Regions from separate parts of the Homo sapiens genome. Here regions 1 and 3 are each linked to region 2. Evidence: chromatin contacts called from ENCODE Hi-C or POLR2A ChIA-PET data. All regions are on one chromosome and are shown on one strand. Each heading gives the region's core, a stretch centred on a gene start or an enhancer-like site at or near the end of the contact. The rest is flanking DNA. Distances are from core to core; before and after follow the strand shown. Region 1 has its middle 21 kb from the start of LINC01991. Region 2 has its middle 54 kb from the start of BCL6. Region 3 overlaps LOC107986166 (a long non-coding RNA gene).

What was found. Hi-C counts contacts between places; a loop is a spot of excess contacts on that map. ChIA-PET counts read pairs that join two places held with the same protein, here RNA polymerase II (POLR2A). Pooled maps may share reads with other maps.
Region 1: a map of right lobe of liver shows a loop between it and region 2 (2.5-fold over the local background). The contact joins two enhancer-like sites. A Hi-C loop is called at or near these places in 2 of 168 maps with a recorded cell type or tissue (ovary and right lobe of liver) and 1 of 50 pooled maps. POLR2A ChIA-PET finds 5 or more read pairs at or near these places in 3 of 52 experiments (T-cell, activated naive CD4-positive, alpha-beta T cell and activated naive CD8-positive, alpha-beta T cell).
Region 3: a pooled map shows a loop between it and region 2 (3-fold over the local background). The contact joins two enhancer-like sites. A Hi-C loop is called at or near these places in 1 of 168 maps with a recorded cell type or tissue (naive thymus-derived CD4-positive, alpha-beta T cell), 1 of 37 single-sample maps with no recorded cell type and 5 of 50 pooled maps. POLR2A ChIA-PET finds 5 or more read pairs at or near these places in 7 of 52 experiments (Caco-2, K562, activated CD4-positive, alpha-beta T cell and 4 more).

What each region holds. Positions count from the first base shown.
Region 1 is chr3:187,953,304-187,956,970 of GRCh38, forward strand. No RefSeq gene overlaps it. Among named protein-coding and RNA genes, the nearest start is that of LINC01991, 21 kb to the right of the region's middle. Within about 2 kb of position 1,851, at least 14 of the 41 ENCODE cell types and tissues checked have a DNase peak (open chromatin) inside an H3K27ac peak, as active enhancers do.
Region 2 is chr3:187,797,908-187,801,505 of GRCh38, forward strand. No RefSeq gene overlaps it. Among named protein-coding and RNA genes, the nearest start is that of BCL6, 54 kb to the left of the region's middle. Within about 2 kb of position 2,249, at least 3 of the 41 ENCODE cell types and tissues checked have a DNase peak (open chromatin) inside an H3K27ac peak, as active enhancers do.
Region 3 is chr3:187,992,513-187,996,232 of GRCh38, forward strand. It overlaps LOC107986166 (a long non-coding RNA gene), which reads right to left. Exons shown (of 5, transcript XR_001741061.2): 5 at 1,761-3,720. Among named protein-coding and RNA genes, the nearest start is that of LINC01991, 18 kb to the left of the region's middle. Within about 2 kb of position 1,744, at least 2 of the 41 ENCODE cell types and tissues checked have a DNase peak (open chromatin) inside an H3K27ac peak, as active enhancers do.

The DNA of each region.
Region 1 (3,667 bases), core at 601-3,100, 150 kb after region 2:
CATTGCCCTGCACCTGAAGGTGAGGAAAGACTGGCAGCCACCTTACCAGCACCTGACATCAGACATGAGTGACAGGCAAGCTCCCGAGAAACCTGTGGAACCTCACCAGCATGCAGACTGTCTTTATTTACTTTCTTTTCTACTTGCTGTGCCTTTGGTGCTGGAAGCAAGGGCATGGACGGACAACTGCTCAGACTAAGGTTGCTTCTCTAACTCTCCTTCCTGCCTGGCACCATTAGCTCAACCCCTCATCACCTCTCAGAAGATTGGACTCCAGTTCTGAGTCCATCCCCTCGCCGTCAGTCCTCCCTGGAGTCCATTTGCACTCCAGGCTAAATTAGCATCTCAAAAGCCATCTTCTCATTATGTCACTGTCCTCCTCAAAAGCTGCCAGGCTCCTTGCAGTCTGCAGACAAAGTTGAACTTCTCACTGGTCTTCAAGTCCCACTGGCTTTAACTCCCACAGATTCCCTACCCAATCAAAATTATGATGTACCCACTCTAATCAGTCATTCTTACCCTCCACTAAGAATATCTCACATCCATACCTCTATGGAAATCACAGGCTCTAATCATTTACTCTCTGGGTGGCCTTGGAAAAGCAATTTATCACCTCTGAGCCTCAATTTCCTCATCTACAAAATGATGCTATCTAACAGGGGAGGATTTCCATGAAGAGGAACTGAGATAATATACAAGGGCATAGCACAGTACCTCAAACATAGTGAGAGAACAACAAAAGTTAGCTTTAATCATAATCATCAAAATAATAATGACATTGATAATTGTCATTGATAATTGGTCTAGCTCATGTCATCTCTTCCATGAAGCCTTCTCTGATCTTCAATCTGAGTGTGATTCCTCCTTCTTTTGAAGTCACCCTATACTTGTAGGGCCATCCCCATATGCTACAGGGTATCACAGTGACTTCTCCACTTATCCTGTCTCCTTCTTTATCTGCCTGTGGGTCATTTGCCTCATCTAAAACTGAATCCTGGCACTTGGTAAAGCTTTATTTCATGTGGATGTTTCTCTGGATTCTGCAGGCAGGGCCAGAAAATGTCAATGGTGATTGTGAACTGTTCTGGAAGAATAGGGTTTCCCTTCAGAAATAAAAGAGTACCTCACTGTGGTACCTCTCTGCCTGTGTGGACACACAACACAACCCAGCCCAGTCTGGGCCACCAGAGGAACCAGCTGGTCGAGCTTTGTGAACTTTGTCTTCATGCCCCGACACCCTACTTCCCAAAGCCTGGACCGGTAAAGTTCTTTTCACCAGAAAGGACAAGGGCAAGTGAGTGCAAGAGAGAAAGTGGCACATTTATCACTGAGAACCTGCTTGGGAAATGGGGGAAAGGGGAAGGGAAGAGATCTTATTTTCTAAGACTTGAGAAGGGAAAATGGAAGTGGGAGGGAAATCATCTGTGGCTTATGTTCTCTAAAGTTCAAAGGGAACTTGCTGCCCCATACATGATGTTGATTAGGGAAAGTATCATCTAGTTACACTGAACCCCACAGATTGGTAAGCATGAACTCAGAAGGGTCCCAGCTTTCTGATTCATCTGATCCACAAGCCTTGGTCAGCAAGCACGCAGTTGCTTTTGCTTTAAGATGACCTTATTTGAAATTCCTTATGTAGCTGTCACTGCCAGCACTAAAGCCTGGTCATTTACAGTAGCTGTCCTTTCTGAATTTAAATCTGATAAAACAGGCTGCGCCTGCCCCACACCTCCTAGGGGTCTAGATCTGAAAGGAGCCCCAGGGATCATCCCATCTAGTCTAACCCTGGCCCAGAGAGGAAGGGTCACACCACCAGGCAGTGCTGAAGCCAGGCCTGCAACACACTTTCCACTACCCCAAGATGCCCCCACTGGCTGTTCAATTTAAGGACATAACCCGTGAAGAAAGGAGATTGTGAAATGCTTCCACTAGAAGCCCAAGGGTGGCTGAAAGCCCAGATGCTTCTCTCTTAACCCTCCTAACCTAGTCCCAGTTCAGCAGTTTGCTTCCCACTGTTTCATGTTAACCCTTTTTCTCCATGAGGCCAAGGCTTGTCTTCCAATGAGCAGCTCCTTACAATAACTAAGCCGGCTTCTGCTTGTACCTTCCCAGACACCTCCACTGGCAAAACCTTTCCATTGAGCAATCTTCTTGTGAAAACTGACTCTTCTTTGCCCTTTACAATTACTCAGCAACTCTGCAAAACAGTAACCCAACTGTTTATTTTGATTTCAAGCTTGGGGTTAAAGGGCTAGCTTTGTCATTTTTTTTTTTTTATTCCCCTTGAGGAAGTTACTAGAGACCTCAGGGATTTCTTGTCTTTGACTCTTGACTACCAGCTTGACATGCCTCCATCTTCCACTAGCCCCCAGTCTGTGCCAGGTGACACAGAAGTTTCCAGGAAGGAAAGGGGATACTCCTCCAGAGGAAAGATACTTCCTAAATGGAGAGCTGGCATTCACTCAACCTTCCCTCCAACCACCCATCCCCAAGGCACCAACCTGCCCATGTTTTCAATGCATCTGCCAGGCTGCATCACTATCTCCCATGTTTGTTCTGTAGTTTCAGAGTTTACAAAGCACTCTAACCTCCCTCAATTCAGGGGATGTTCAGGACCTCCTGAAGGGTAGGCCACACAGGTTTGCATATTAGAGAGGAGATAATCATATATGTTTATGCTTATATCTGGGACTAACCTAATCAAGGTTAGAAATTATAGTCAGCCTCTTGACTCCACGTTCAGTGTTCCTTATAATCTTTCTTCTGCCAGCTACTCCCGTTATTTTCCATCTTGCATACCCAGCTAAAAAGAGTTTTCTAGAATACCATTCTTCTTCGCCTGCTCTCCCATTCACAAACTTTCAGCAACTCCTAAATGCCCATAGGATAAAATTCCAATGACTCTGCTTGTCTTTTAAGGCCCTCCACAGTATGACTCCATAATATCTCCCTAACATTATTTCCACCATGTCAGCATGGTGAAGCTATGTGAATTTCCCACAATGTCTAATGCACTTTTTAAACCTCTGGACCTTAACTTTTTTGTTTGTTTGTTTTTTGCTTTTTGTTTTTTGAGATGGAGTCTCGCTCTGTCACTCAGGTTGGAGTGCAGTGGCATGATCTCGGCTCACTGCAACCTCCACCTCCCGGGTTCAAGCGATTCTTCTGCCTCAGCCTCCCAAGTAGCTGGGACTGAGGCACGCACCACCACGCCCAGCTAATTTTTGTATTTTTAGTAGAGATGGGGTTTCACCATATTGGCCAGGCTGGTCTCAAACTCTTGACCTCGTGATCCACCTGCCTCGGCCTCTCAAAGTGCTGGGATTACAGGCATGAGCCACTACACTTGGCCTGGACCTTATCATGTTGCTTCCCCACACCACCCCACAGATCCATCTTCAAGGTGCTTCTTCAATAATGGCACCCATTGCTAGAATATCTCTGGATGCTCCCAGCACACAGTGAGCTCTCTCTTCTTAAATTCCATAGCTTGTGTAAACCATAATACTCTCTAGGCCTAGAGAGCAAATGTGCATCAGGCAGAAGTTAAGGCTAGCCTTTACCTGTCATCTCCCACCTCAGCTCAGAAAAGGGTCTCCCACCTCAACTCACATGCATCTGCTGGTGGTTATTTACTAAATATCAGGTTCAAAAATAGTTTAGGGTA
Region 2 (3,598 bases), core at 999-3,498:
TATCACCATGTTGGCCATGCTGGTCTTGAACTCCTGATATCAAGTGATCCGCCTTCCTTGGCCTCCCAAAGTGCTGGGATTACAGGCATGAGCCACTGCGTCCAGCCCGATACCTACTCTATCTCTGTTGATCCTCGCCCTTCCATGCCCACTCCACTGCACTTCTTCCAGACTTAACAGTTCTCACTTGAGCTATTGCAAAAAATTCCTAAGAGGTCTCCTAGCCTTAACACTCTTTGTTTCCTATCCACTATACTTACTATGTCTGAAGTTATCTACAATTTCTTATTTTTATCCACATTTTCTGAAGTTTTGTTGAATGACAGGCACTGTGCTGGGCTCTTAAGGAGCTCAGAGTCAAGAGAGGAAGACAGGCATTAATAGACGAGCACAAGATGGTGGAGGAATGATCAGGGTGTTAGGTTTCCTCTTTTCTTCTCTTAAAGCCTTGCTCCTTAATGGTTTCCTCTTTCAGGCTTTTAGTGTCTCACTCATCACATCCTCTTACAGTTTGTTCTCTACCTTGTTCTTGACCAGATGGAGCAACTTGATAGCAGGAATCTCATCAATTCAAGCCATCCTTGTACTCAGAAACATGAGTGCCTCCCTTTTGCTCTCAGAGGGAAGTCCAAACATTGCACTGGGCATTTCAAACCCTTAAAAATTTGATGCTGTTTTCCAATTAACTCTGCTAATAATCCCATACTGAATTCCACCCGTATCTCAAACCCTCTTCTCTCACACCTATTCTACCTCTAAAATCTCACCCTTCAGCGACACAAAGGCTTAGCCACACCCAGTGCTCTCACATTCACTGCCTTTTGTGGGGTAAGCCATTTCCTCTTCTGGGCATGCCCAATACACTTTTTTCCCCTCCTCCTCTGCCTGAAAGACTTGCCTCAAAGATCCTATCCTCTTTTCGTGCTCTAGCTTAAATTCTATCCTTTCTAAGAACCTTTGCCGATAATCAGCTCCACCATGCAGAACTAATGTTCATCTGCTCCTCAATACTTTTTATAATAAATGTTCTAACATTCTCCCTCCACACCTCCCTGCAAGTTGAGGGAGCCAGCTCTGGCCTTGGCCAGCCCAGAAAGGGTCTCCCACAGTGCAGTGGCGGGCTAAAGGGCTCCTCAAGTGCCGCCAAAGTGGGAGCCCAGGCAGAGGAGGCGCCGAGAGTGAGCGAGGGCTGTGAGGGCTGCCAGCGCGCTGTCACCTCTCAACATGTCGTGGTCTATCTTTTGCAGAGGTTTTGTGAACGTTTCTACTTGCTATATTATGAGCTCTGTGGGAGAAGTGCCCATGTCACTTGAATTTTTGGATCCTCTGCAGCACAGAGAGCTTAGTGCCTGACACTTAGGCTAACTCTGTACTGAGCAATTGCCATATGCCAGGTACTGCACAGGCTGTGCGATACTTCATCCTCACAACGGATGATGAAACTGGGCTCAGAGAGTCTAAGTAAACTACTCAAGGCACCAGCAGGTGATACAATCTAGTTTTAAACAAGGGTGCCTCTTAATGAACAGCCTACACCACTTTCCCACAAGGGGCCACAATGCATGCTGAATGGTTTTGTAACCATTTGGAGAAGAGGTTGAAGATGTACTGAACAAGCATTTTCTGATTACCTAGGGAGATTTCTAAAGGTTTTTTTTTTGAGAGTTGGCGTTTGCTTTTATCCCCAAAAACTGAATAGGAATTTGACCAAGAAAAAAAGGTAAGGATATTCTAGTAAGAGAATAAAATTTGAGCTCAGTCTTCCATAGAGTGTAAGGGATTTTTTTTTAAGGGGTAGATGAGAACTATTTACTGATTAATTTCCCCAGTCAGACTGTCAGCAATAGAGGGAAGAAAGCATCTGGGTCTTGCTCAGGGCTGTTTCTCTGTTGCCTATGGCAGAGCCTAATACAGAGCACATGTTGGATAAATATTTTGTCAAAATTAACCTATTCAATAAATACTATCTAAGCAATTCTTGCATGCATATCTTTTAAATTCACTCTTGGCCTGGAATGCTAAACCCTAATTGTCTTAATGAAGGCTTTAAAAGCCCAAACCAAAACTTTTAGACCCTGAAAGTGAAACCTCCAGTCCCTAGAAAGTTCACTGACCAACCCAGTTTCACTGACTGGCTGAGTGAAAAACAAACATTAAACCAACAGAACAAGCTATGAAAATCAAATAAGAAAAAAAAGAAAAAGATTGAAGTTCCAAGAAACTTAGATATTTTCAGTAATGTGCCTTCTGCAAGGAAACTTGAGGGCTTCAATGACGTCAGTTTCATTTCCAGTAGAGAGCTTTTACCTTTTATCTCTTCAAAAAGAGACTAAAAGCCCCTCTGTCCAGCAGCTAGCTGTGTCGTGGGTGTGGGTCTAAAGACATCAAGGGAACTGAGGCAGAATCAACGAGGTTCTTCTCACATTGCATTGGGTTTTTTCACATGTCTTCGTATTTTTTTTTTTCACATCTCCTCATTTTTGTGTGAGAATAAGCTGTAAGCAAGTCTGTGTCAGTGAGCATATTCAGATCACAACATTTATTGAATCAGTGAGTCAGAAAATGGCTCAAAGCTTAGCATGATGAAGTAGAAAATGCATTCTCCTTAGGGCAGGAGAATGGGCCTGTTCTTTCTCCATCATTTATTAGCTGGGTGACCTTGAACAGTCACCTCTTTTCTCTGGGCCTCAGTTTCCCCTTCCAGCTATGACATATTTAGCAGATCCTCCTTATGATAGGAGAAAAATATGCTTGCAAAACATCTATAGTCGGTTTTAGAAATGAGACATTATGAAAAGCTTTCTAAGTGCATGGTGATCTGGGAATTGGAGGTAGGGTTTTTGTTTTGTTTTGTTTTTTGTTTTTCCTCCAACACAGTTTCCCCACCTTGGCACTCTAGACATTTTGGCCTGAATAATTCTTTGTTATTGGGGGTGGGGGTGGTGGCTGCCTTGTGCATTGTAGGATGTTTTGTAAAATCTCTAACCTTTAGTCACTAAATACTAGGGACACCCACTCCCTTCTGTCCAGTTGTGACAACACAAAATGTCTCCAGACATTGTTAAATGTCCACCAGGGGCAAAATTGCCCCCAGTTGAGAAACAGCACCTCTGTTGCATTTTCAACTAAAATTGATGGATTCCTTAAAAGAATGTAGCTGAGACTGGACTTCAGAAGGTATAGTAACCAAACAAAGAGGCTCCCTCCATTTCTGTTGACCTAAAGATGTGGTGTCCCTGGGCGCTCAAGAAAGTTAGAAGTGCATGAAGTCTGGAGGCAGGAAACCACCATCTGAGTTCCTGCATTATCTTTGACGGCCTGTGTGAACTTCATCATGTTGCTTGACCTCTCTGAGCCTCAGGGACCCCATGAATCCAGAGGAAGTAATTCCTCTCCTCCATGAGCCTTCTTTGTGCCATATCCCCTCTTGCACACACACATCACCACAAGGTTGTTAGGAGACCAAAAGTAATTTACGTGAAAGACACTGTAAGCTAAAAGGCACAGAACAAACATGTGGTATCGCTCTGAAGATTTTTCTTTTTCCTGAGAGACCAAAGAAAAGGAACTTTTATTCCAGGATAATTTTTCTGTCAGT
Region 3 (3,720 bases), core at 494-2,993, 190 kb after region 2:
GTTATTTAGACAATAAGAAATTTCTAAAGAAAAGGTAGATGGTGAGGAATAAGGCTTCAACTGTTGACTTAAAAGTGTTAAGTGTTCCTTCATAATTTACCTGGCTTGTTAATGGCAGAGACAGTAACTAACAGGGTTACAGAAAGGGAGATGTCACAATGGTGTGGTTACCCTTCATGTTCTTCATGGGTTAAAGAACAGGGGTTGTCTCTACTCCCTACTGCATGAGCTACTGAACTTTGAATGGAGTGGAGAAAGAAAAAACAAAAAACTATCTGTCTCATGTTTCTTCCATAGTCAATTGATATCCTAACATCTCAAAGTTCAGTGTGAAACAAATACCAGAATGAATTCCATAGCTAGCTGTAGAATAATGATGACAAGACTATTTCCATATTATGGCTGAGGAATTTTAAGTATTATGAAAGTCAATGGGTTGCCCATTCTTTCTTTCAATAAATATTCATTAAGCTCCTCCTATATACCCAGAACTGGATACCAAGGCAAACAAAGCAGGCATAAAGCTTATTGGCTACTGAGCGAACAGTCATAAAATAAAAAATAAGCACAGAAATATATCTAAAATCACAAATTATGATTTGTGATGAGAGAAAAAGTATACGATAGTGTAAAGAAACATAACAGAAGGGATGGCATAACCTACATGGTGGGTCCGATCCGTCCTTTCTGAAGGAGTGATCCTTATGCTGTGAGCCAGAAAAAAAAAGCGAGAGGCAAGCAGGCATCAAGACCAGCCTGAAGGCCCCAAGACTGGAAAGTGGGTGGCCAGTATAGAAGAGGAAGGACAAAAGAGGGGGTCAAGGGGAAAGGCAAGGGCAGACTATGTGACCTTCTAAGCCATGGCAAGAACTTTGAACTTGATTCTAAGTACAGTGAGAAGCCATGGAAGAGTTTTTGTTTGTTTGTTTGTTTGTTTTGTTTTTTTGAGAAGGAGTTTCGCTCTTGTCACCAGGCTGGAGTGCAGTGGTGCTATCTCGGCTCACTGCAACCTCCGCCTCCCAGGTTCAAGTGATTCTTCTGCCTCAGCCTCCCAAGTAGCTGGGACTACAGGCGCCAGCCACCACACCTGGCTAATTTTTTATTTATTTTTTATTTTTTTGTATTTTTAGTAGAGACGGGGTTTCACCATGTTGGCCAGGATGGTCTCGATCTCTTGATCTTGTGATCCACCCACCTCGGCCTCCCAAAGTGCTGGGATTATACACATGAGCCACTGAGCCCGGCCCATCAAAGAGTTTTAAACAGGGAAGAGTTGTGATCTAATTAACATTTTAAAAAATGTATCCCACTAATTGTGGAAATGGATTGGACAAGGGTGAGAGACTATTTACTGAAGTTACTGTAAAAGATGATTGAATAGAGTCTAGGGAGGTTTAAATCCCAGTTACCATAACTCAAACCACAAAGGCCTGTTTCTAAAAAAAATCATTACTTGTGATTTATAATCTAAAAAAACAGTATGCCATTTTATTAAGCAGAGTCATATTTTTTCAAATGTCTTATCAACTAAGATGACCCAAAGTCATGGGGGTTGGTTCAGGGCAATGCAATTTCTAGCTGGCATTCCTGGCCATCGTTTTCTACTTTCCAGGTTTTCCAAGAATAGTGGTTGAGAGGGGTAGTCAAAATTGGGGAATAAATATATAGGTCATTTGTATCTGATTCTCCCACCCAGCCTCAACCTCACTACACAGCAACAGCAACAAATGTCAGTGGCAGGAAGTACACAACAAGAAGAATTAACCACAATTTTTTTAATCCAAACTTACAAACATAGTCAGTCACACATACACATACAGTTGGTTTGAAGTGGAGTGAGGGGCGGTAGCCAGCCTTCTTACTTTTTAACCAATAGGATCTCATGTTAGCCATCAAAGCAACAGACTTTCAGTCAGTTGACCTTTCATGATAGAGGGTTTTGTGGGGAGAAGAGAGAGAAAGGAGAGAAAAAAAATTGAGGTTTTTGCATCATTTGTCATTCTAATAGTTGAAGACTGAATCAGTCTTATGTTGCAGACACATTAATTTGATTAAGATACAATCCATGGGTCATTCAGGCATGTAAAGTACTCTTGCTTAATTGCAAAATTAACAATAGAATAGGATAAATCATTACCAAACTGGAGGTTGTTCTGGGACTCATGGACTTTTTCCCTCACTCAATTCATTTTCTCCATCTAAAGTTCTTTTTGACACTTTGTTAAAGGAAAAATCGGGGCTAAGGCAACAGTAAGTGGCAAACCAACATTCAATTCTCAAGGCATTAGTTGAGGGACCTCATGCTCTCTCAGAACAGGAAATGCCGGTAGACCCATCTTACAAAAAGGATCGAAGAGTCCCTTCAGCTCCAAAGAGTTCATAACCATCTCATGATTCACAGAACTGTAGGAAGTTATCCAATGCCTCAAGACATCCACTCTGAAACCTGAAGCCTAAGATCCTAGTTTCCATTTTTATTATATAACTCCTTGTCTGCCATCTCATTTCTTTTCAGGAGCAGCCTAATTTTCAGGCCCTGAGCAACTTTTAGTCAAAAAATATCTACTATATTCCAGGCACTGTGGTAAGTGATAAAAATATAAAAACAAAGACTGTTCCTGGATCTCAACAAGCATTTCCTCTAGCTTGTCACTGAATTCCCTCCCTTCTGTGACTTCATGAGAGACACCTGGCTACAGCTTGGTGCCCACTGATGTGCTGTAACAGAAGCATGCACAGCACTATGGCAACACACAAAAGAAAATTAATCAAAGAGTAGGTGTGATTTCAGTTGGCCTAAAATTGAATTAGGAGGAGTTGACCATTCAGAGGAGAGAAGAGAGAATTCCCAGCAGAGGGAACAGCATGAATCAAGGTGGGGAAGTGCAGGGATGCAGGGGTTATGTGGTCATTACCCCTGCAAGAAGCAACCAGGTGCTTTCACTTATGTTGACAGGAAGTATCAGTGACCAAACATACAATCCAAATCTGGGAGAGTTAAGCACGAATCCCAGCAATATAGAGAAAGGAATTCTAGACTGGAATTCAGGAGACCCATTGTTCTTCTATCTAGAATATCATGTGACCCTGAGCTGGTGGCCATTTCATCTGAGCCTCAGTATCTTCATCTGCAAGATGGAAGTAAACATTTCTTCCCTATCTATTTTATAAGTCCCTTTGAGGGATAAGTGAGATCATGAACATGATAGGTTTAACTCAATTCAGGAAATGCCCAGCTTAGAATTCTTTATGGTAAGAGTGTAAAGCACTGATATCAAACTGAAGAAGTTATTAGCAGTATTTTAAGTGGGAATTAACATGCTTTATTCAGGAGTCAGCAAGGCATCCAGTGGCTGAAGTGTAGGGAGCATGACTAAGGGTAGCTTGGAGACACCCTTAAATATGCATAGATCTTATTTTTCATTCAACTTAGAAACATGGCTTTAATCCTTTATTTTATTATTTTAATACATAAACAAAACTGGCTCAGAATGAACATTCAAAGTGAAAAATATACCTAAGCATCTAAACCACTTATTCTATGCTTTGCAAATGACTTTGACTGTCACTATACCAAAAGGTTTGCTATCTGAAAATTTATCAGGACGGGTCAGAAGAAAAACAGGTAAAAATTGATTCAGAAAACAAGAGTTTGAAGGAGTCTTCAACCCCTTTCGGCCCTAATGCTTGGTAAGCACCCTGCACACAGTGCTGCAGTCA